Linked DNA regions of Mus musculus: all the other regions are linked to region 1. Evidence: chromatin loops called from intact Hi-C (ENCODE). Cell type or tissue: heart. All regions are shown on one strand.

What was found. Hi-C counts contacts between places; a loop is a spot of excess contacts. Peaks named below come from ENCODE experiments on the same cell type or tissue, not always from the same donor. Only the 100,000 strongest peaks of a DNase experiment are listed, where the experiment ranks them.
Region 2: a loop joins it to region 1, with 6 times the contacts of the local background. A loop is called at or near these places in 6 of 42 quality-filtered maps.
Region 3: a loop joins it to region 1, with 7 times the contacts of the local background. A loop is called at or near these places in 12 of 42 quality-filtered maps.

What each region holds. Positions count from the first base shown.
Region 1 is chr16:96,142,011-96,150,010 of GRCm38, forward strand. Get1 (guided entry of tail-anchored proteins factor 1) reads left to right here and starts at 3,390. Exons shown (of 5, transcript NM_207301.3): 1 at 3,390-3,568. The coding sequence starts at 3,467. In heart, a CTCF peak has its summit at 3,206 (motif pointing left); a DNase peak (open chromatin) is centred at 3,281; H3K4me3 peaks cover 3,025 bases; H3K27ac peaks cover 3,816 bases.
Region 2 is chr16:95,985,843-95,993,842 of GRCm38, forward strand. Psmg1 (proteasome (prosome, macropain) assembly chaperone 1) reads right to left here and starts at 5,118. Exons shown (of 7, transcript NM_019537.3): 1 at 4,912-5,118; 2 at 3,650-3,756; 3 at 2,118-2,269; 4 at 1,451-1,513. The coding sequence starts at 5,048. It overlaps Brwd1 (bromodomain and WD repeat domain containing 1), which reads right to left. Exons shown (of 42, transcript NM_145125.3): 42 at 6,250-8,000. The coding sequence ends at 7,756. In heart, CTCF peaks have their summits at 4,874 and 5,853; a DNase peak (open chromatin) is centred at 5,109; H3K4me3 peaks cover 2,037 bases; H3K27ac peaks cover 1,858 bases.
Region 3 is chr16:96,077,532-96,085,531 of GRCm38, forward strand. Brwd1 (bromodomain and WD repeat domain containing 1) reads right to left here and starts at 4,897. Exons shown (of 42, transcript NM_145125.3): 1 at 4,723-4,897; 2 at 4,591-4,649; 3 at 4,447-4,476; 4 at 4,283-4,342. The coding sequence starts at 4,771. In heart, no CTCF peak of the experiment used is centred here; DNase peaks (open chromatin) are centred at 4,010, 4,910, 5,310 and 5,880; H3K4me3 peaks cover 3,254 bases; H3K27ac peaks cover 2,740 bases.

The DNA.
Region 1 (8,000 bases):
CTTTTATTTTCTGTCGCTTGCTAATACATACCACGCACATTCCCAGCCACCTCATCCAACTTAGAATGAGGACATGGATGGCTATCTAAGCCCGTGTCTCTTCACAGTCTTCTGTCTGGTGGTAATCATTTGCAATACTCATATTTATTTACTTAAGCAGTAGGAAGAAACTGGGGACTGGGGACTTTGGGTTCATTATCTTATTATTCTGTCTTGCAGTTAGTAAGATATGTCAATCACAGAGGGTCTCTCAAGTCTTTGTGCACCCCAAGGATAATCTGCCTGAGTGCTGGTGTTATGTAGGCATATGCCGCCTGTAGTCTGCCTGGTTGCAGGTTTCTAGCCCAGGAGATTATCTTTGGTTGTCTGCATGGACCCGGTGTAATCATAGGCTTCCAAAAGTGAAAGAGGGAGTTGGGAGGTGGGAAGGATGTTTGACTCCAAGTCCAAGCAGAGGGTTGTGATGCGGACCTTGAAAACAGAAGAGAGCCATGAGGTCAGATTGCTGGCCTCAAATGTTGGTCTTTGCCTGAGGGATTCCAGAAGGAAGATGGTCTATTTTTAACCCAGTGAGATGCACTTCACATTTTGAAACTCTAGGACTATAAGATAACAAATTTACTAAATCCCAATCCACTAAACGTATGGTTATTGATGACTGTTATGTGGAGCCCAGCAGAGATGACCACTCAGACAGTTTCTAGTCAACTGAAAGTCTTTATTCCAGTCAGCTGGGACTACAGTCAGGTATTTGAGACCCGAGGGTAGCACTAAGTGTCCAGAGCACAGGGTTATAGAAAGCAGAAACCACATCCAGGCATCTTTTGCTGTGCAGGAAAGAAGGTTTGTACAGGCAGAGAGTTTAAGAGAAGATAATCTGGGATATCTTGACCTTGGGTCCTTAGAGTAGGGCTGGGTAATTTTCCATGGCATTCTCCATCAAGGAGATGAAATTTTTTCTTTTCGTTTTTTCTTTTCTTTTCTTTTTCTTTCTTTCTTTCTTTCTTTCTTTCTTTCTTTCTTTCTTTCTTTCTTTCTTTCTTTTTTTTGAGACAGGGTTTCTCTGTGTAGCCCTGGCTGTCCTAGAACTCACTCTGTAGACCAGGCTGGCCTCGAACTCAGAAATCCGCCTACTCCTCCTGAGTGCTGGGATTAAAGGCGTGCGCCACCACTAGCCTCAGCAAGACCACAAGATGGAGGAACCTCAGAACTGTCACACCCTGTCACAATAGCAGAATCAAAACACAAATAAGAGCTCATTATGAACTTTATGTGCCAGAATTTGTACCAGATCTTGATTGATATTTTCACACTTTCCTTTTTTTTAGATTTGTTTGTTTATTTATTTATTATATGTAAGTACACTATAGCTGTCTTCAGACACCCCAGAAGAGGGCATCAGATCTCATTATGGATGGCTGTGAGCCACCATGTGGTTGCTGGAATTTGAACTCAGGTCCTTCAGAAGAACAGTCAGTGCTCTTAACTGCTGAGCCATCTCTCACCAGCCCTTCACACTTTCTTTATACATGTTAGAACTCAGTCTTCAGCTGAGAACTGTTTTTGAGAGTGCTCAACAGGAATTAGGAGCTGTCAAACTGAGATGCCCCTGAGAGCCAGGAAGAGCTTCTCCTAGACACCTGTCTTGTTAGGTTTTACTGCTGTGAACAAACACGATGACCAAGGCAACTCTTATAAGGACAACATTTAACTGGGGCTGGTTTACAGGTCCAGAGTTTCAGGACACTATCATCAAGGAGGGAGTATGGAAGCCTCCAGGCAGGCATAATGCAGATGGAGCTGAGAGTTCTACATCTTCATCTGAAGACTGCTAGCAGAATACTGGCTTCCAGGCAGCTAGGATGAGGGTCTTAAAGCCCACACCCACAGTGACACACTTACTCCAACAGGGGCCCATCTTCTAATAGTGGCACTCTCTGGGCTGAGCACATACAAACCATCACACCACCCCAGCTGCATGTATGTTATAGGCTATTCACCAGAAATTTTTTTAGTATCTCGCCTCACCAAGAACAGAGTGGTCCTCCTGTACAGTGGGGACCTTGGTTGATAATTTCCTTTTCATTCTAAAAAGCAGAGATTTGGGATTGAAGAGCAAGCAGGTGTGTGTGTGTGTGTGTGTGTGTGTGTGTGTGTGTGTGTGTGTATGTGTCAAGGTGGGTTTGTGGGGAGGGAGACTTAGACACACTGCCATAATTTCTCACGAGGCTGCTCTTCCTTAATCTATCTAAAACCTCAGCGTGGAGAGAGAGCACCTGGCAGTCTGTCTACAGTCCAGTTGGAAGGGAAGGTTATGGAGTGGCAGTCTCCTAGTCAGCGTGCCCTTTCGTTGAGATAATTCATCCCACCGCTGCTGGTAGAAACACAGGCAGTGTTTCTAGAAGTAACCCGTTCTCTGACTAACGTGGCAGAAAAGACAGCCAACTATCTTCCACTTTATTCCCCATATACAAGTGAGCCGCGGTTCTTTTGTTATGAATACTCATCATTGCCTAAATTTAGATAATTTTATTAAAAGCTCACTGTAAACTTTTTCTTTGTGCGTGCTGAGCATGGCTGGTACCTAAGACTTCCCACATGCTTGGCAAGTCTCTACCAGTCACTATGTGATGTCTTTTGATGAATAAACTTATCTTTTAGGGTGACGATTTTCTACATTGTTCGTGTTTATTAGTGCTTAGTTTTAAAATGTAGTCGAACCATTTTACATGCGACAACGGTTTAGGAAACAGTTTCAGTTACCATCTATGATAAAGTAACTTTCTATTCATGCAGAGGCTTATCCTAAAATAAATTTATTTAAGAATAAAAGTGAGAGGGCTGGTGAGATGGCTCAGTGGGTAAGAGCACCCGACTGCTCTTCCGAAGGTCAGGAGTTCAAATCCCAGCAACCACATGGTGGCTCACAACCATCAGTAATGAGATCTGACTCCCTCTTCTGGAGTGTCTGAGGACAGCTACAGTGTACTTACAATAAATAAATAAATCTTTAAAAAAAATTCATATACATAAAAAAGAATAAAAGTGCGTTAGTTAACTCAGTAAGAACGTAAATAGTTTTCGGTTACTACAAGCAATCACAGTTTGCCAAAACCTGTTTAGCCTCCCGAAGTGGGCTATCACCCGGCTACGGAAGCCGGGAAGGCGAAAGGCGAAAATGGCTGCTAAGTAACATCCCATGCTGCCCCCTAGAGGAGGTGTAGCGTGCGTGCACCGCGGCCCGACGTGTAGCCCTAGCCGTGGCGCGCCGGCGCAGGCGCAGTTGACGACGCCGTCTCCCTGGTGCTGCCATAGCGGAACAGGACTGCAGTGCGCAGGCGCAGTTGACGACGCTGCTCCCAGGCGCTGCCGTAGCGGAGCAGGGCTGCAGTGCGCAGGCGTAGGCGAGCGCGGAGGCGCGGTCACCATGGCGCTGTCGTAGCGGTGCAGGTGCCTGGGATCCAGCATGAGCGCGTCCGAGACGGACCGCTGGGCGTGGCTGCTGGTGTTGAGCTTCGTGTTCGGGTGTAACTTGCTGCGCATCCTCCTGCCGTCCCTGTCCTCGTTTGTAAGTAGCTGCCGGGGGCGGGGAGCGGCCGAGCGCGGGGCCTTGCGCGGTCCATGCTGCAAGCTCTCTTCCTCCAGGTGCCTCCGAGCTTCTCACAGATCGCGAGGTTGCAACCAGCTCTGGAGGGTGGGAGGTCCCAAGCCACGCTTCGCGACAGAGGAGCAGCCCCGGCCCAGCATCCTCACAGGTGCCTGGCTCCGGAGCGGCTGATCCCCGGCTACAGGGAGCCCCCTTCTGTTCTGTCCGTGGGAACAAGGAACACTACAGAGCAATCTAAACAGGCCATACCGTTCTTGCACATTCAGGTTTCTGTTTATGTATGGGGGGTGTTTTTCCTGCGTGTGTATCTGTGCACTGTGTGCTTTCATTGCCAGCAGAGTCCAGAAGAGAGCGCTGGATGCTCTGGAATTGGAGTTACAGACATTAGTTATCTGCCACGTGGGTCCTGGGAACAGAACCCAGGCCCTCTATAGTAGTATCCAGTGCTCTTATCCACTGAGCCATCTCCAGCCCCAACATACTTTCCATATTTTACTCATGCCTGTATAATGAAGTCTGCACACAGTTCTCCAAAGGACTGGATGCAGAAAGGTTTAGAAGGACTTTTCTGTGTACTGGAAGAGGGATTGGGGACTACTAACTGGGGATGGATGTCCCCACACTCAATGACCTGTCTGCAAAGTTCTCTTCATCTGTCCTGCTATCTGTAGCCTTTAAACCATTTAAAAAAAACTATTTGTTATGTGAGAGTTTCGCTTGCATGTATGTAAGTGCATCACACGTATGCAGTGCTTTTGAGTCCAGAAGGGGCATTGATTCCCTGACACTGGAGTCAAGGACTCCATGTGAGCCACTATGTGAGTGTGCTCTTGACCACTGAGCTATCTCTCCACCCTCTTAATCTGTAGCCATTAAAGATTTTATGTGTGTGTGTGTGTGTGTGTGTTCTGAGTGTATGTATATGCACCATGTGAACGAGGTTGCCTGAGGAGGCCAGAAGAGGCAGTCACATTCTCTGGAACTGACTTATAGATGGTGTGAGCAGCCACATGCATGCTGGGAACTGAACCTGGATCCTCTGAAAGAGCCACAAGTGTGCTTAACCCCCAACACATCTCTCTAACCTGTATCTATAGCCTTGGAAAACATGTTCTGTAATAAACCAGTGGGCAAGATTTTTGCTCTGAGTTTCGTGAGCTGGTCTAGCAAATTGGTGAAGCCTGAAGAGGGGTCAAGGGAACTCTGACTTGTAGCTGGGCTGTGTGATTTGTGAGTGAGACCCCCCCTCCCCATCTGTGGGATTTGACACTCTCTGCAGAATGGGGAATACCTAGCATGTGAACCCACACATTTGGGATCACTGCAGTCATCTGTGTTGTGGACGGTTGGTAGGAGAGACTGAACATGATACCTTCATCATCTGTCTTTCTGGAGAGGCATCTAGTCCTTCACCCCTGTAATCTTTTTGTTAGTTTCAGTGGTTAAAGTTGCTTGTGTGTTTGGCTAGCAATCCCTTGTGGTTATGTGTGTTCTCATTCTGCTTTCTTGTGTGTTTTATTTTTCCACCGTGTGTGTGTGTGTGTGTGTGTGTGTGTGTATGTGTGTAAGGCTGAGGTCAGTTGGTGTCAAGGATAGCCCTTGGCCACTCTTCTGCCTTATTCATTGAGGCAGGGTCTCTCAGTAAAACCCAGAGTACACTGACTGGGCTAGCTTGCTGTGGGGACCCTGGCTCCCTCCCTATCTACACTCACCTTTCAGGTGGTTCCTTGTGCTTGTATAGCAGGAGTTTTAGCTCCTGAGCCGGATCCTTACCTTGAGGGTTCCACGTCCTCCTGTCCTGTGTCTTGTTCCCTTTCACCTCACAGTCGAGCTAAGGGAATGGAACTCAGATGTTTAGGGAGGCTGTGTTGGGCCATCCTCCTCACTGAGTCATGAGTTTCCAGTAGCTAGCAGGGCGGGAGGAGATAGAGATCCTGTGATCGACTCAGGGTCCTCCAGTACACGATGACCAGACTTGGGCGTGTTCTGTATTAGTCCCTCCTCACAAAGGATGGGCACTGTAGCTTACTTGTATCAGTTTAGGAGTTCTATAAAATCATGATAAGGAATTAGGAAATTATCAGTTCCTCTATACAGCATTGCTACATGAGCTTCTAACAGTGGCAGGAATGCATACCAGCAGCGGGAAGCGATTCTGGAATGAAGTCTCTGAGAATCCTGCCTCTCAGAGTGCACCCATTGCAGCCATGCAAAAATGGTGGACCATCTTCAGGAAACTCAGCTGCTTGCCATAGGCTTTCCTAGATGGCTTCTGTCAGCTGGAGTGGGTCTGGTGCCTGTGGTTGTCCTGGATGGAATTTTCCCGAGGGTCCTTCCCTTTAGGTCGGTCACGACATGCGTAGTCGAGACCGTGTAATTTATAAAGTAAGGGATCCAATGTTGTCTTAGGAGAAGGGGACACTGGACACACCGTGTGCTCATACATGGGAGGTACGCTGCTCTGGTGCCCCTGAAATGACGAGTACAGGTGGGTGAGGCTCTTGTGAGTTTTGCAGAATTCCCAGGACTGGCATGGCCGTCCTGGACTTGCAGTGTGCTGGTGCCCATGCTAAGTTCCTGACAGACCCTGCTCTGCTGTCAGTCACATGTGCACACATGCTTCAGGGGCCTGGCTGGTGTAGCCAGCTTCTCGAGGTGTGTTCAGCAGTTTTGAAGTTACCCTTTGCTTTGTGCTCCAAGCCTTAGGTACTCGCTTTCCACAGACCAGACTCTGAGCAAAGCCCTTGTTTGGAATGTTATTTATTTATTTATTTTTTGAGATAGAGTTTCCTAGCTATCTTGAAACTCACTCTCTAGACCAGGCTGGCCTGAAACTCAGAGATTGCCTGCCTCATATTTATGAGGTTAAATGATTTTAAAGGCATGCACCACCATGCCTGGTTGGGACAGGATTTTGTATGGCTTCCAAGTGTTAGGATGACATAGCAACCTACAGGGTGTACTCCTGGGGCCTTGACGGAGAGGTGTGTTCTGGGTGTTGGGCAGAATGCTGGGCCAGCAGGGCCCCGTAGGGTACACAGGCGGGGGGGGGGGGGCAGGCATTTCAGGAGGGATTGGTCCTGCCTAGGGAGTTGTGCTAGATGACCCTGGTGCTAGTCAGGGTCTGTGCAGGTTTCTGGGCTTTCTGTGTTCAGGTTTTGGTCTCTTCATACTGGTGACCTGGGTTGGTCATTTTTGAGCTTGCCTGAGGAATCCAGAAGGGAGGAGCCCGGCAGTGCATGCTATGCTGCTAGCTTTCAGATCTGTCGGCCCCTGGGTCATCAGTGACAGTGTGGCCACCGGTTCAGTCCTGGACAAGTTTGTCTATTGGCAGAGGGCATCCTGGCCAAACAGGACTGAAGCCCTGGAGGCAGGAGCACAGTATACTTCCCTGCAGGCAGCTAACGTCTGTCTGCAGGGTGGGAAGAAGGAAGCTGAGCTCCTGTCCTTTGCTCCGCTTGAGTCATCTGGGTTAAAAATTTCACAAACGTAGTGCCTCTGATTGTGAGTAATTCTGTTCCCAGGGCCTTTGTGAGTTTGAATCATCTGTTTTTTCTTCTGAGATGTACCTACTGTGGCCATCATGTTGGGTTGCAGGTGGCTGGCTTTGAACCTCTCCAGCTTCCCAAATGATGGGGTGACCAGAGCATCTCCAGGCTACTTCCCCCTGGCCCTGTGGGGCTGGGGGTGTGGCAGGAATCCATGGAGCCATAGGGTGCCGGCCTGGAACAAGAGTGGGGTCCGGGTGTGTCCAGACCCGAGATGAGTAGGAGTAAGATTGCTCCCACCCTCTGCCCCTCAGAGGAGGTTACGGAGCCCAGCAACCACAATGGGCTTCATCTCCTTATAAGGTTACATCCAGCAATATCTGAAATTCCTCTCTGTGCTTGAGGCAGCCGCAACATCCCGGCCCCAGCCAATGACGTGCATTCTCCCTGAAGACCCCTGCACACTCCCTAAAGGTTTAATAATAGCCTATGTTCTCCCAATTAAACAAGCTGTCTTATTGAAGCCTGTCTCCCGAGAGTCTGTTCTCTCCTCCTGAGGTCTCCTTCCCTGACTGTGCCTCTCACACCCACCCCCACGCTCCACCTCAGGATCTGCTGGTTGTGACCACAGGTCATGTTGCTATGGGGTGGGGAAGCAGAGCCCTAATGACATGTTTCCTGTTTAAGCATCCTTTATAGGGGCCCTGATTTTTTAAATTCAAAGCTTTTGTATTTATGTATGTATTTAATGTGCACTGGTGTTTTGCCTGCATGTATGTCTGTGTGTGTCAGATTCCCTGGAACTGGGAATCTAGTTGTGAGCTGCCATGTGGGTGCTGGGAATTGAACCTAGGTCTTTTGGAAGAGCAGCCATCTTAACCACTGAACCATCTCTCCAGCCTCCC
Region 2 (8,000 bases), 160 kb before region 1:
CCAAATAAAATAAAATTAAATAGGAACATAAAAAGAAACCCTTCACTTTAAAACTGTATAATCTGAGTACTGGAGAGACCGCTGTGAGGTTCAGAGTACTTGTTGCTCCGAGGATGTAGATGGCAGTTCACAGCCGTCAGGGACTACAGTTCTAGGAGATCTGATACCCTCTTCTAACTTCTAAGGGCATTAGACATATACATGGTACATAGCTATACATATAAGCAAAACACACACACACACACACACATATATATAATATTTTTTATTTAAAAATGCCTAATTTGATAGCTCTTCAAGTCTTGAATGTGTTAATTTTTTTCTACTGTGCAAGGGTAATAATATTTTTATATAACCACCATCCTGCATAATTTAAAAGTAAAACTAAACATTTTGCTCTTTTCACCCCAGAAAATACATTCCTGTACCCTGAGTATACACATACAAATTAAAGAACAGGATACAGATCACATAAATGAGCACACTGATAATTTAATGAATGTTTTTAAGAAGGTCAACTGCTTTAAAATAGGTGCACATGAAAATTTTATTTCCAATGAGTTTCATTTTAGTATGTACGTTCAAGTGGACAGAGATGTTTTTATAAAGTCCTCCTCACTAGCAGGTGGAGTAAGTGGTAAGTGTTGAAGACTCTGGGCGTGCCAGTCATCATCTGACTGCTGCACGCTGTCCACACATATACAATTGTGCTTCTACTGAAAGTAAGTCTATGCCAGCCATGGAGTAATGCATGCACTATGGATAAAGTATGGATACAGTGAGTATTCCCAACCCAAAATCCAAAACCTTTGCCTGCCTAATGACAAGCCACGTGGAAAACTTCATACCATGAAACTTCACTTCAAACTAAAATGTTTAAGCTATATATAAAACATGAACTCGTGTTTAAACTTGAGACTTAGCCCTGAGATGTGTCATTCTGTATGAACAAATATTCCAAAACTAAAAAAAGAAATATAAAACATTTCTAGTCTCAAACATCCTAGAGAAGGCATGCCCAATATGTAATGGATTTCTCTTAAGTCCTTGAATTCAGTTTTCCAAAATGGCTTGTAACCACACCTAATGCTAAGAAATAGAGGAGTGGTACTAGGAGTGTGGTAGTGGCTACTCCTTCAAGGCCCCTGATGCTCTTTGTGTAGCTCTGGCTATCCTGGAACTTGCTCTGTAGACCAGGCTGGCCTTGAATTCCCAGAGATCCACCTGCCTCTGCCTCCCGAGTGCTGGGATTAAAGGTGTGCACCACCATCACTTGGCTAAAAACTTTCCTTTAAACAAACAAACAAACAAACAAACAAACAAAAACCAAACACTCCATAACTCCCACAATATTATCTTAAAGAAACAAATTCTTATCTAGTATCTGACTCCAGCCCCTGAGATTGGCCAGCACACGCCTGTCTAGTGGATCCGGGTTTCCTCCTCTTACCTTCTCCAACCACTGGAACTGCTGATCCTCAGCAATGTAGCAGCTACACTGACATAGAAAAACCTGAAAGGGAATTTCAAGAGTTCTCACATAAAGTGCACACACACCTGGCCCCGTCGTCATATGAGCACCTCCTAAGTACCAGTGATGGACATCGCTCTATGGAGACGGAGTCCCCCAGAGGCCCATGTGTTCACTCAAAAGGGCCAAGAGCCTCTGGTCATTAGCTGTGTCCGTGAAAGGGTGTGACACCCATCTCTCCCTTTTGCTCCTTTGCTCCTGGCCTTGGGTTGGGCTGTGCCGCCCCTGCGCAGTCCTGCCAAGAAGCACTAGCTCTCCCCACCCCAGCAGGCCTGTGAGCAAAGGGTCTGCCCCGGTCACGCACTGGAACTTCGAACCTTGCAAGCCAAAAATCAACCTTTTCTCTCTGTAAGCTGATTGCTTTTTAGGCATTTGTTACAGCAATAGAGGCCGGGACACAGCAGTCTGCTCCTCTGTTGATTCTAACATTTAAGAGTGAGGCCTAAAATTCACTGAGACATTAGAAATGAGTATCAGGACAGAGAATATCCTGGGTGACAGAGGCCTGGCATGAGAATCTGCTTACTATCGAGGGCTCGTGCCTACATGACCATGTTTCAAGAATACTAAGTCAAGTCTCACATACCGAGGGATCTGATTTCAGTTGATAAAACACACAGAAAACATCTGTAGGGGACAGACGGACAGTGTCTGTAGTTCTGCACCATTCATTCCAGAGCTTAGCACAACCGACTTCTTCCCAGACTCCCGAGTTCATAACAAACGCTGACAGGAATGCTGTGGAGAGAAATGTTCCCGTGAACCGGTGTCTGCTGTGTGAACTACCCACTCAAACCAAAGCTCAGCTACCCGAAAACAGTTCACACTGACCCATCTAGAGTTCACACTGACTACTGCTCCTGTGCCCCAGCTTGGTTCCTAGCGCCCTCCCCCTGGTGACTCGCAACTCTAGGAGAGCTGATGCCCTCCTCTAGCTTATACTCCAAAGCAAACCCACACATAAAAATATGCACATATCTGAGTTCGAGGCCAGCCTGGTCTACAAAAGTAAGTTCCAGGACAGCCAGGGCTATACAGAGAAACCCTGTCTCGAAAAAACAAACAAACAAAAAAAAAAGCACGGATTTAAATTTTTTTGTTGATGTTTTGTTTTTTAAGACAAGGTTTCTCTGGGTAGCCTTGGCTGTCCTAGAACTCAACCTGTAGACTAGGCTGGCCTTGAACTCATGAAGTCCACCTGTCCTTCCTCCCATGTGCTGGGATTGAAGGAGTGCACCACCACACCTGGCATAAATTTCTTTTTAAAACATTAAAGACCTTCTAATTGGACCACTTTGGAGCCAACAAAATTTGAGGCTGAGGAGTGAAAAGTCTCCACTCTCCACAAAGAACTACACACAGGGAGTGGACTTGTCCACAGACTCTGCACCAGTCTCACAATGTAAGATTCTTCTAAAAACAATTAGGCAAGCAGACCTTTATATAATGGGCGAGTCTACTGCCTACTTACACAGTCTCTAAGTACTACGGCTCACTTACAGGGCAAGAGCTCCTAACTAGAGTTCTCAAATGATCTCCTCAGAGACTGCAAACCCAGTGAAATTATAAAGATCTCCATGTGTACTGACATACAACACTGATCCAAGTAAACTCACATTACTCTACTTTGAACCTACCAGGTCAATAAGTGCATTCAAAGACCTTAGAACTGAAGTGTTCCAGATGTAAGCAATTACTGCTAGACCTGTGGACACCATAACAAACTGGAAAACAGGGCCTTGAACTGTAATTCTGAAGCTAAGCATATTTCCTTTAAATCTCATTACAAAGATGGAAAGAACAGGCAATCTATCCTACATGAAGTAAAACGACTGTGGCTTTTGAAGACAGGCTTCACGGAGCCCATCTTGGCCTTGGAACTTCTTCATGCTCTCTTCTGCCACTTCCCACCTGCTGAGTGCTCGGATTTCATTGTGCCCAGTTCACATGGTACTGGGATTCAAACCCAAGGTCTTGTGATTGACAGGCAAGCACTCTATCACCTGAGCCACATGCCCAGGACCTGTTGTGAACTTTTTAAAATACGTAAGATACATGCAGAAGGACCTTCGAGTCCATTCTTCCAACGGGACATATACTCCTGACACTGGCACTTACCTGTTGCGTTGCTTCCTACTGCAATTATAAACTTGGAGCAAGGGTGTGTCTCTAGGAGCACAGCCTCCAGAGATGTTTCTGTCTGTCTTCGGAGAAGCCGAACCTCCCTAACAGCAAGAGACAAAAGTGAACAAATATGACTGTGACCACCAGTTCACTGTAAGAGATGGTGATGGGCAGAATGACAGTCAGATTAAGAGATTAAGTGATAGGTGCTATATAGAGCTGGATGTATAAATAGATGGAAGACAGATGAGATCGATGGTAGACATGTTACTTATAGATATTTATATGGGTAGTAGAAAGGTGCTATATTTACATATACATGGATGGATAAATAGGTAGGTGATAGAAGACAGAGATGAGTGGATAGTTGGATGGATAGATGGTGTTAGATAAAATAATCAGTGTCCTTGGTGCCCTTGCAAATGGATAAAACACTTTCTTTTTATGAGTAAAACTACTAACAAACTTCATACTAGCCTGACACACACAATGCCAGCACCCACAAGCCAGACACAATGTAAAAAGACACTAAAAGCATCTCCAACACTCCAGCCCGCAAAATGCTGAATGTGACCAAGACTTCAAACAAACGTTCAAGCATTTAGCTGTGGCAAAAGTAAGCTAAGACTGACCATCAGACAAATCAGGGCTCTCGGGAAGAGTGTGAGAAGTGAGAGGGAGCTGTCAAATGAAACGAACTGCCAAAAGTGTCTGTCGTTGACACAATCACCGGGAAGTGTATTTTAAAAATCTAGGTGAATTTGACTGTGGACTGGTATGATACTGAAAACGTGTTATTAGCAAACGTGGGGTAGGGAAGGTGCTAAGTTGCCAACACAAACATGACGACCCAAGTTCTGATCCGAGAACCCGCCTAAAAGCTCAGAATGGAGGTACTGAAAAAATAGGAGAATCAACAAAGTTTAATTATGTGCATATTTTATGTGTGGGTTTGCTCTAGAGTACAAATAATTGAGACAGCATGCTTAGGAAGACGTGTGGGGAGTCCTAATCGGAAACTCGTAGGGGTGGTGGGAGAGGAAATGAATGTGGTAAAACCTTGACCAAGGAAGGGGCTGGCGTGACCTGACTTCTGTGTCTGAAAGTAGTTTTGAAAGAAATACGGCCGACATGCGGCGTGACCTAAAGTGCACGGTGGAGGGCGAGCATCGCTGGGCTGCCGACGTCCCAGCGTGAACGCAGGGCACCCTGCAGGCCGACACCGCCTGACGCTCGCAGCCTTCCGGGAGCCTGACCTCTTCCGCGCCAGCTGCCGCCGGACCTCCCGGTCCTCCGGCGTGTCCCGCCTGCTCTGCTCCTCCTCCTCTTCTTCCTCCTCAGTCCCAGCTCTGCACGGCGCCTTCACCACCTCGCCAAAGAACGTGGCAGCCATGGTCCCTCAGCTCCGCGCGGCCAGACAGCGCATGCGCGCCGGCCCGCAGTCACGCCCCCTCCAAGCCACGCCCCCACCCCGCCTCCGAGCGAGGATACGCCTTCCGTGGGGGGAGGGGGGAGAACCTAAGAGCTTCCGGTCCGCCGCGAGAAATGTCCCGCGGCGCGCTTCCGTCATCCTGTTAACCGGGGCACGCAGCGCCCGCTCCACACCCGGCGACCCTCCTGCAAGGACCCACCCGTGGAGGAAACCCAGAGCTGCGGGTGAAGCACAGACAGCTCCAGGGTTGATGACTGCAAGCGGATTCAGAGAACATGAGTGAGGCTGCAAGGCTAGGCTTTTTAAAACCTGGCCATATGTAACTCATAGACCGTGTTTTCTACTTTAATGACAGGAAGAATGTGTGTTTCTGGTTTGTGTGCTGGAAGACAAAGAGCTCCACCGAATGCTGCTCCCACGAGAAAAAGGGTAACTGGCACCTCAGTGGGAAATAAAAACACATTCTAGATTTGCTTGTGAGGAAATGGAGACTGCATTGCCCAGGGTAAAATGTTTGGGGATCAGAGGGTCCTTTAAAAATCAAAACTCTTGGAAAGTTGTTTAAAAATCTCTCACAATGTAGAAAAACGATGCTTCAAGTCTACTGGGAGGAAAAAGCATATCAATCTTAACATACATACTCACTGGTTAATAAAAAGCAGATGAATGCCGGGCAGTGGTGACACACACCTTTAATCCCAGCACCCGGGAGGCAGAGGCAGATGGATTTCTGAGTTCAAGGCCATCATGGTCTACAGAGGGAGCTCCAGGACATCCTTTGGCTACACAGAGAAACCCTGTCTAGAAAAACCAAAGAAATAAATAAAAAGCAGATGTATACCAACTAGAACACTTTGTGTGTAACTATAGCACACACACAAGATTCTCAGTGTGGTGTCTTTAAGACTCAGATTCCAGGGTTAGTAGAAGCGAGCTGAAGAGCAGATGTCCCTGGCTGTCTCTTTGCTGGTTTCTTAAGCGGATACTTTGCTGATAAAGATACTCGATTTGATTTCTCACTCACACATGAAAAAAGCACCAACAGAAATCTGAAGCGTGTTGGTAAATCATAGGGAAGTGGTGGCTTGTCGGCACACATTTGCAGGAGGGATTTTACTACAGTGTTACTCCATTCAGTCACAATAAAGAGACCAAACACTTTAAAGGGTAAATAAAAATATGTTCCAATTAAAGGCCAGAAAGGGATTCCATTATAAAAGGCTGGACAGGATCAGACAGCAAGATGTAACTTCAGATCTTCAATTCACACTGCCAAAATTCACAGGTCTTCATTAGACTGATATATTTTCATTTCATGGCATTTCTTGAGGATATAATTGCTCAATAAGTAATTCTATGACATTTGGGATTGGACATTTAAATTTTTCATTAAAGCTCAAAATAAATAAATAAATAAACCAAACCCATGCACCAAAGAGGAGGAAGGGAACTCTTCCTGTGCTTGTAGCAAGATGCTGAAGATTTCAGAGTGAGTTACAAAAAGACACACACTATGTTAGAATTCTGAGTTGTGTTTTTGTTTTAAGCAGGCATGCAACCACAAACAAGTTTCTCAAGTAATCTGGACACTTTGGCCATACATATAACTGAAAAAAATGTGCATTACTGTTAATGAAAAATACACACCCCTAGGTTCCATTGTTTTTTTGATTTATACATGCAAGTTATGCCTAATAGTCACAGCTATTTTTAATTGGAAAAACAAACTGTTGAAGACAAGTTTCTCCAGTAACATGATAAAAAGACTTGACAGTACATTCACAGGTCACATCTGGTGACCTTAATGTCAACAAATAGCCATGAACAACGAACTAAAGTCCACATCCTCTGTAGGCAAAACATTTGTAGCACAACGACCAGAGGCCAGACTCCCCGACACTTGGCTTGTTAGTGAGCCTGAAATGAACCTGCAGTGTCACATTCTAACTTCTAAGGAACAGCAGAGAAACGTAAGAAATAGGATCCAACTGCATCACCTTAAGCGATGAGTGCATCTTGTTCTAATTTCTGACCACAAGTCTGGCCTTTACATCTTTGCTGCTACATAGAAGAAATAAAGTGTAATAGTCACATTGAGAACTTTCTTAGAAAGATACATTCCCTGAATTACTCATACCAGGTAGCTATCATTCAGTATGAATTCCAATGTTATAAATAAGACATTAATGACAGTCTTTCCCACACTCCTCTTCAGAAGTCAGTAACACCCCAGGATTTACTCTCTCAGTTCCCAGGGATGTGCACTACATAAATCAGACCCAGTTAAAATTCAGCAGTCACATGGGCTTACTGCTCCCTCCTTTGGAAATGGCCTAGTTTTCAGTCTGTGAGGGCAAACCATTGAAATTAGCATTGTTTCCCCATATATCCCACATGCTTTTATTTCTCTAGAGGACCAAGCTGCGTCAAGCCTTTGCTTTACATTCAGTGGGTCCTTCTGCTTTCTCACCTGACAACACAATCCACATCTCCTACCTCCTTGGAACACCCTATGCTGTGCTGTGTAGAGCTAACTGGAAGCCATCATCCCACTTTGACCCAGAGTAATGGCTTTCACAAAATTGTTCAAAAGGTGCTGGGACGGCTTATGGTTGGGAGCGGACTTCAGGGCAGGCATTGGAGCTGCTGACAATTCCCGGTAACCTTTCTACCTCGGAGTAGGCTGGGCTTTTTCCTTCCGGGATCTGAACCGCCTAAGATATAGCTCCTTTTCGTTCTCTGAATGTATGGGTGCATCATCCTCTTTATAAACACTCAGTAACTTTTTCTTAGCTGCAGCAGAGGCTTGTCGATAGGGCAGTTTTCTGCTGATCGTCCTAATGCCGACATTCTCTGGTCCTGAGACCACTTCTTTTAGATTACACATCATCTTTATTTTATTTGCAGCAACGG
Region 3 (8,000 bases), 64 kb before region 1:
AAGAGCTCTACTCCCTCTCTCTTACTTCTTACAGATCATGAAAATTCTGATTAAACTCTATGACTGCCCAGGCCTGTTAATAAAGAGCTAAACCCTAACAGAAATCTAGTCTCAGTTCCTTATAGGAAAGAGCACTCTTGCTCCTAAGCACAAGTCAGATAAGCAGCAGCACAGGCACAGATGTAACCCACTGGGCAGCACTGTAAAGCTGCACTAGAGCCAGTGGGGATGCTTTCTATTTCTAGTGCCCACATGCGCCATAACAGATTCCAATTTGGCTGACTTGGTGCCCGCGGTGGACATCCAGAATGTATAAATTCCACCAAATGATTCTTCAAAGGATTAGAACCACCAAGGAAAAGGGACATGAGAAATACTGTGATAAAGGCAAATGACTCTCAGTCTCTTCAGCAGAATAACAGTACAGAAAATAACTATTTAAAGGTTTTTTAATTGGAGGGGGAGGGGGCTGCAGTCAGCTAATTTAAAAAAAAAAATAAGTTTTAAGATTATACTCAAGCCAAGCACTGTGCTACAGTTGTTAACCCAACACTCTTTGAGTTGGGGGCAACAAGATCAAGAACAGAGGTCATTCCTCAGCTACATATTTCAAGGCCTGATAGCCTGGGCTACATAAGACCTAGCCTTAAGCCACTCAACCTGCAAAAATGTTATGAAGGTATTTGGAGAACCAGATGAAAAACATCCAACAACAACAACAACAACAAAAAGCAGGCGTGGTGGTGCACGCCTTTAATCCCAGCACTCAGGAGGCAGAGGCAGGCAGATTTCTGAGTTTGAGGCCAGCCTGGTCTACAAAGTGAGCTCCAAGGCTACACAGAGAAACCCTGTCTCGAAAAATAAAACAAAACAAAAAAGAAAAACATCCACACAGAAATCTGTGACACAGGCACTCAGGAAGTCCCATTTTGGCTGTGTTAAAAACTGAAACTGGGCTGTACCCCTTGAAAAGAAATGGTCTTTTTATCGCGGCATGGTGGCGTACCCTGTAACCTCATCTTATCAGGGCAGAAGTAGGAATTCAAGGCTAGCCTGAGCTAGGTGAAATTTCTCAACATAAACAACAGTAAGAACTTAAGATATACATAAATGTGTAGAATCTTCTTCAAAATACTCCAGGTAGGACTGGCAAGAGGGCTCAGTGAGTAAAGATGACAACCGTGAAGCCATTAACACCCCAAATTCAATCCCTGAGACCCAATGGTGGAACACCACCCCTTAAACTGCCCTCACCCACTCAAATACCTTCCCCACACACACACACCAAATGTAACTTACACAATATAAATTACAGGGAGGGGAGAGATGGCTCAACAAGTCAAAGCACCAGGACCCACCCTGGAAGAAGAGTCAGCTCTAAACTGTCCTCTGACCACCACATGCCTGCCAGGACGTTCCAGGACTACCACACACACAGCTCCAGCAGTTACAAGAAATACTATATGGAGGGTGCCTAAAACGGATCTCAGTGGGGTCAGAGGACACTGGCTCACAGGAGACACAATGGGTGAGAACCAACACAACTTTCTGACTAACCACTGGGTAACAGGTAACTGGTGCCTGGGTCGGCAGGCCATTCACTTGTGGGAAGATTTCGCTGATGGGAATTAGAATACAATGCCTCAGACGAAAACAGAAACACAGCAAATGGTAAACTGCAATCTGTGAGTATGTGGGGAACAACTCCCACTTTGTGTAGGCTTCAAATAAAACTCATCTAAATACTAAAGAAAGTGAGAGCATCTGAAGTCTAGAAGCTACACGTACATCCTCACCAAAACTATACCAATCCAGGGCCAGCAGACTGCTCAGTGAGGTCCACCTCCACAACCCAGGCCTGCACCCTGTCCTCACCCACCACGGGAAAGGAAAGGGTGAGGAGGAGACGATACCCTAGCAGTGACCAGCCAGGTGACAAGCAGCATGACAGAAGACAGTTCCCTCAGACCTTTCAGCACCAGGGCCCTATCTATCTCTGTGCCTCTAACGTCCCCCCGTCCCCCGCCCCCCCCCCCAGTAGGGCAGCAGTGTCCCAACAGCTTGGCTTTCTTCACTCAAAGGCTGTGCTCTGCATTAACACAAGTGAAACTGTTAGACGTTCCTTAGACCCAGGAGGTAGATAGGAAGGGGGTGTGGCTATAAAGAAGCTGAGCTCTCCTGGGGTTGTAAATCAGAATCAGGTCCCTGTCCCGTAGAAAACGTGTGTGGTTAAACCCTGCCTGTGGGTACAGCACTAGGAGACAGATTGGATTCACATTCCAGCACCTACCCATCCTACAAACCTTTTAAAATTTCATACAGAAGAAAACAGACTTGGCTGGGCATAGTGGCACACGCCTTTAATCCCAGCACTTGGGAGGCAGAGGCAGGTGGATCTATGTTGAATCTGAGGCCAGCCTGGTCTATAAAGCAAGTTCTAGAACAGACAGGGCTACAAAGAGAAACACTGAAAAAAAAAAAAAAAAAGAGGTAGGTGGTGTCAGGGGGAGGGAAAAAACAAACTACTCAGAGGAAACCCTGTCAAAACAAACAAACAAACAAAAAAACAAAAAAGACAAAAGAAAAGGGCATTGCATGCCTGTACATGTGTGCCATGGCTTGAGGGTGGAATGCAGAGGCCCACTTGTGGAAGTAGGATCTCTCCCTCCTCCACTCGGGGTCCCCAGGAGTAAACTCACATCGTTAGGGGTAACAGAAAGTAGTTTTATAGATAAGTCATCTTACCCACCTGAACATTTGCTTCTTAAAAATAACTCTCAAAAGTCAAATTAAACAACAAACCAGCAACCCCGTTTTACTCAGCAACTGCACCTGTCACGGCCAACACCTGGCTGTGGAAAGGACAATGGTAGAGGCTCTAGACCAGTGGTCCTCAGCCTTCCTAACGCCGCGGCCCTGCAGCCCTGCACAGTTCATGTTGGGGTGACCCCCAACCATAGTTATTCTCGTTGCTACTTAACTGTAATTTTACTACTGTTATGAACTGCAATGTCGATATCTGACATGCAACCCCCCCAAAGGGTGGGTCCCGTGGGTTGAGAACCGCTGCTTTAGCACTCCTGCCCTGTTCTGCTGAGCCCTCTAGTTATCCAGTTAACTCCTTAGCCCTGGAAAACAAGGTATAGAGAATGAACTGCCCACATGCATGACTGACGCCCTGGCTGACTTTTTGTTCACTACTGGTCTTGGACACATGGTGAAGTCAGTGAGCTCTCCTGTAATCCCGACCCAGCAGAGGATGAGTGAAGCAGGACTGCAAGTCCAAGCCAAACGGGGCTGTGCAGCCAAACATCAACAGCACACACTCATCTCAACCTTCTGTAACCAATATGCTCAGTGTGAGTCTTTTATCTTAAAATTGTCGAAGATATTCTCCTGCAACATTTGTGCTTCGTTAACGATAAACACCCAAAGCCTCTGTTACCTGGATAAAACTCAACTATACACAAGAACCTCTAAGCAAGTAGGGAAAATAAGGCAAAGGAAAATAAATGTAATCCGCAAGTTACCACTCCTCGGAAATGTTAAGACAGGCACACACAACTGCTTCTGAGAGCTTAGTCCGAGCTCTCAGAAGCAGGAAATGAATTCAAGGCCAGCCTGGCCTACCCGAGTTCAAGGCAAGACAGTGGTACGTAATGACACCCTGTCTCAAAAAATAAATACACCGACTGACGGATGTCAACTTAAAGCCTGAACCGCTACATACAGCAAGATCAAGTGTGAGCCAACTTTCTAAAGGCAGTCAACACACAGTGCACGGGTCGGGGAAGCAGGGGTGCCGCACTGACATATTCACCACGGAGAACTCTGTGCGATCCTACAGAGGAAGGGAGTACAGTACAGGAAGGGGCCATTTCTCCACCTTGGGAGACTAAGGACTCTCTCTCTATTCCTGGGGAACAAGAGGTCTGAAAGTCTGGGCGGGGCAGAGAAAGGAGAGACCAATGAGAGCTCGAGTTACAAATCGGGAAGGGAGAGAGATGAGAGCGCCCCTCTCAGTGGCTGGCGGCCGCACCTGGAGCCCCAGCCCGGCCGCGAGCCAGGGGCGCCCCCGCCTGCGCCCGGCACCGCCCCCAAAACCATTTTCTGCCAAATCCCGCCCCCCACCCCGCCACCGCGAGCCCTCGGGGGTCGGGCCCGTCGCCCCGGGACGCCGGACCACCAGAGACCACCCCCGGGCGCGGCCCCGCGGCGCCCGCAGGGGAGCAGAGACCCGGCTGGGGGGCGCGGGCGCGCGGAGGACGCGGGAGCTGCTCACCAATTCCTCGTAGCTCCTGTTGTGCTCGTTGCCCTCCCAGTCCAACCTCTTCGGCAACAGCTGGAATGAGACACGAAAGGCGTCCGGGTGACCACCGCGGCCGGGAGGCCGGGCGGGACCGGGACGCGGGGGCGGGGACGGGGACGCGGGGGCGGCGGACCGACCTGGTACTGCTCCAGCTCCTGCACCAGCACCTGCGGCAGAGAAGACGCGCGGTCAGACCCCGTCAGCTGCCCCGCTCACCCCCGGTTCGTTCGCCCCCGGTTCGCTCGCTCGCCCGCCCGCCCGCTCGCCCAGCCGGCACTCACCTGCGCCGCTCGGCGACACGGGCCAGCTGAGAGGTAGCGGGCGATGAGAAAGTACAGCTCTGCGGGGAGAAGACAGGGACGGTCAGCGGCGGCTGCGCGACACCGGGCAGGGGACGCGCGGCCGTGTCTTACCCGACTCGATGAGAGGCACCGGACGTCGGGCCGGCGAAGGCTCCGCCATGGCGGGGCGCCGGGCGGGAGCGAGCGGACCAGCGAACAAGTGGAGCGCGTAGGCCGCGCCGAGGCCTGACCGGGCCGGCGTACCCCCAGCTCCTCAGGCGCGCGCCGCCGCCGCCATGCCGTGCGCGCCGCGCACCGACGCGTCCGCGGCAGGAAGTCGCGCGGGACCGAGGGGCGGGGAGCGAAGTAGTCCCCCCGCGGGGAGCCGGCGGCGTGGCACGACGCGGATGTGGCTCCTTGGCTGGGAGGCGGGCCTCGCCTCGGCGTCCTGTGCGTCGGGGGCGTGAAGCGCAAAAGGGGGCGGCGAGCCAGCCGGGGCTGCGTCCGCGGGGCGGGGGGTGGGGGGGCTGGGGCGCGCGTGGCCGGATTCCTGCGCGCGGTGAGGCGGCCGCCGGCCTTTGTGCGGCGGCGGAGGCGGTACGGCGAGCTGGAGTGGAGGGGGCGGGGCGGGGCAGGGCAGGGCGGAGCCTGGGAGGACGGTCACCTGGGCTGGGCCTGAAGACCCTGAGGCTGGGGAGGAGCTCTGCAGGAGGGTGGCTGAACCCAGAGCGGAGGCTGCGACACCACCTTACCCGCTGCCCTCCCGACCTCCCGCCGCCCCGCGTCCCGCGCCCCGCGATGGGTTAAAGATGCCCGGTACGGGTGACGGAATCTGGGAGTCCGCGATGACTTGACGGGAACTCAGAGGGCCCGTGGGAAACGGGCTGCGGCCACAAGTGTCAGTCGTTTTGTTGGAGGGGTGGAAGAGTTACAGAAAAATCCCCCTAATTACCGCTCTAGGCTCCTGACCCAACCGGATCTGTTTCACCACGTCCAGTGTGCGCTGACAAGCTCTGACGTAGAGTGCAGAACAGAACTAAACATGGCCATTGTTAGATTTATCGGGCAGCAGAGAGTCAGAAAAAGAGGCCTGACCTCAAACGACCTCGGCTCTTTATTCCCAAACACCAAAAGACAGTCGTCTTCCAACGGGAAAGCGAGCTCCTGTCGCGGGCTAGGGTGCGGCAAGGGAATTGTTTGTGTCTATAAAGAGTCTAGGGTGGTTCGGCTGTTTCTTTTCCTTAGGCTTAGGACATAGTGCTAGGGTGGCTCCGCATTCTTTTCTTAACCCCTGCGCCCCTGCGAAGGGCTGACCGAGCAAGGTCATTTGTAGGAGTCCTGTCTTGTGACCAAGGCGTTGTACCAGCTAGTCATTCTAGTGCCTGCGTGCGGAGGCAGAACGAGGTGTCCCAGTCGTGCCCGGGCAGTGAACCTTAGACTGGCTCCAACTATCAGGTGTATGATCCTAGGCAAATCACTTAACCTCTGTCTCAATTGGCCTTATCTGTAAATTGTAGCCAACAGTGCGGCTCCTTCCAGAGCTCAAGGATTTTATGAACTAATACGCATTTCCAGCCTCTGAGTTGACTTTCATTAATTACATGGAAAGTACATATGAATATGTAGATGGCCCACCTATTCAGAGTAATCCTAACTCAGCAAACACCAAGTGGTAAGATAAAATGGAACAGTAAACTCCACCGTTCCCATGGAAACAGTTTGGCGTCCTTTAAGGGAAAGGTGAACTATAGTGATAAGATTTAGGGCACTGGGATAAAAACCAACTTGCCTGAGGGAAAGGTATGGAACTTTCACTCCTCTGGGGATGTCATGCAACTGAAGGAGAAAGCCAAAGAACTCTGTCATTTACTCGGGGGCTTGCCTGAGTTTGATCCAGAGCAGCACAGAAACAAAGCACCCACTAATCCCAGCACAGGCAGAGGCCAGAGGTTCAGAAGTTCACGGACATGATTATCCACACGGCTTGAGGAGAGCCCCAAGGTACATGAGACCCTTTAAAACAGGTTTAGTTCAAGTATTCGGGGTGACTGATGGACACAACCAGAGAGTCTCCAGCTGAAAATGGGAAAACTGGAACGTTCCAGTCAAGGAGAGGTTGCAAGTTGAGACCAAGATACAGAAAAATATTACTTAGTAAACCTGAGAGAGTAAATCAAAGAGGACCCACTGGAACTGTAGCCATAAGGATAAAGAGATGGACTTGGTGTAGCACCAAGGGAACCTACTGGCAGTAGGCTCACAAGCCATAGTCAAAGTAATAAAGATAGGGCCTGGAGAGATGGCCCAGCGGCTAAGAGCACTGACTGTTCTTCCAGAGGACCTGAGTTCAAGTCCCAGCAACCACACAATGGCTCACAACCCTCTATCGCTCCCTCTGCTGACCTGCAGGTGATACACATATGCACAAACTGGCAAAGCAGACATTCACATAGACTGAAAAGTTAAATCGTTAAGATCCATAACTAGAACAGTTTATTTGACATTCTGATGTGAATATTCCCTTGTGCCATACCGGGTCCTCTGGAAGGTGAAGTGTTATTGACCACTAAAACATCCCCCCAGTTCCTTTAAATGTTTATATAGACCAAGGACGTGTGTATTACATTTCCTAACACTATCATAAAGTAAAGTGTAGTTTTACAAGAATCTTTATCCCAAATGCTAGTCATTGTCTGGAATTAAAGTTCTAATCCTGGGCAGGTAGCATGGTAGCCCTTACAGGAGATCAGAGATGAGGACATGAGACATGTGACTCAGTGGCACAGCACCTAGTGGCACAAGACCTTGGAGTGCCAGCATTGGCTGAGAAAGGAAAGAAGGAAAAAACAGCCCTGGCAGGAGTACAGCTTACACAGCAGCATAAAGACAGCTTTCAGGAGTTGGTTTCCACCACCACCCCCCTTACTCCTGGGTCCTAGAAATTGAACCCAGACCATCAGGCTAAGTGGCAGCAAAGCAACTTCCTTTCTTTTTTTTTTGGGGGGGGGGGGTTGTTTGGTTGGGCGTTTTATGTTTTTTGTTTGGTTTTTTCGAGACAGGGTTTCTCTGTATAGCCCTGGCTGTCCTGGAACTCACTTTGTAGTTCAAGCTGGCCTGGACTCAGAAATCTGCCTGCCTCTGTCTCCCAAGTGCTGGGATTAAAGGCGTGCATCACCACGCCTGGCTTGCAACTTCATCTTCTGAGCCCCCACTCACAAACAACATGCACACAGTTTTCTAGCAAGGTGGACTGTCATCCCACTGAACTCAGTTCAGAGGCCCTGAGGATGCAGAACATACCCACCAGGAAGCAGCAGCAAAGGGGATGCACTACCATGCACTACCCCAGTAGTGGCTGCCTGCCAGACAGAACTCTCCAAGCAAGACTAGAATTGTGTGTGTTGGTAACA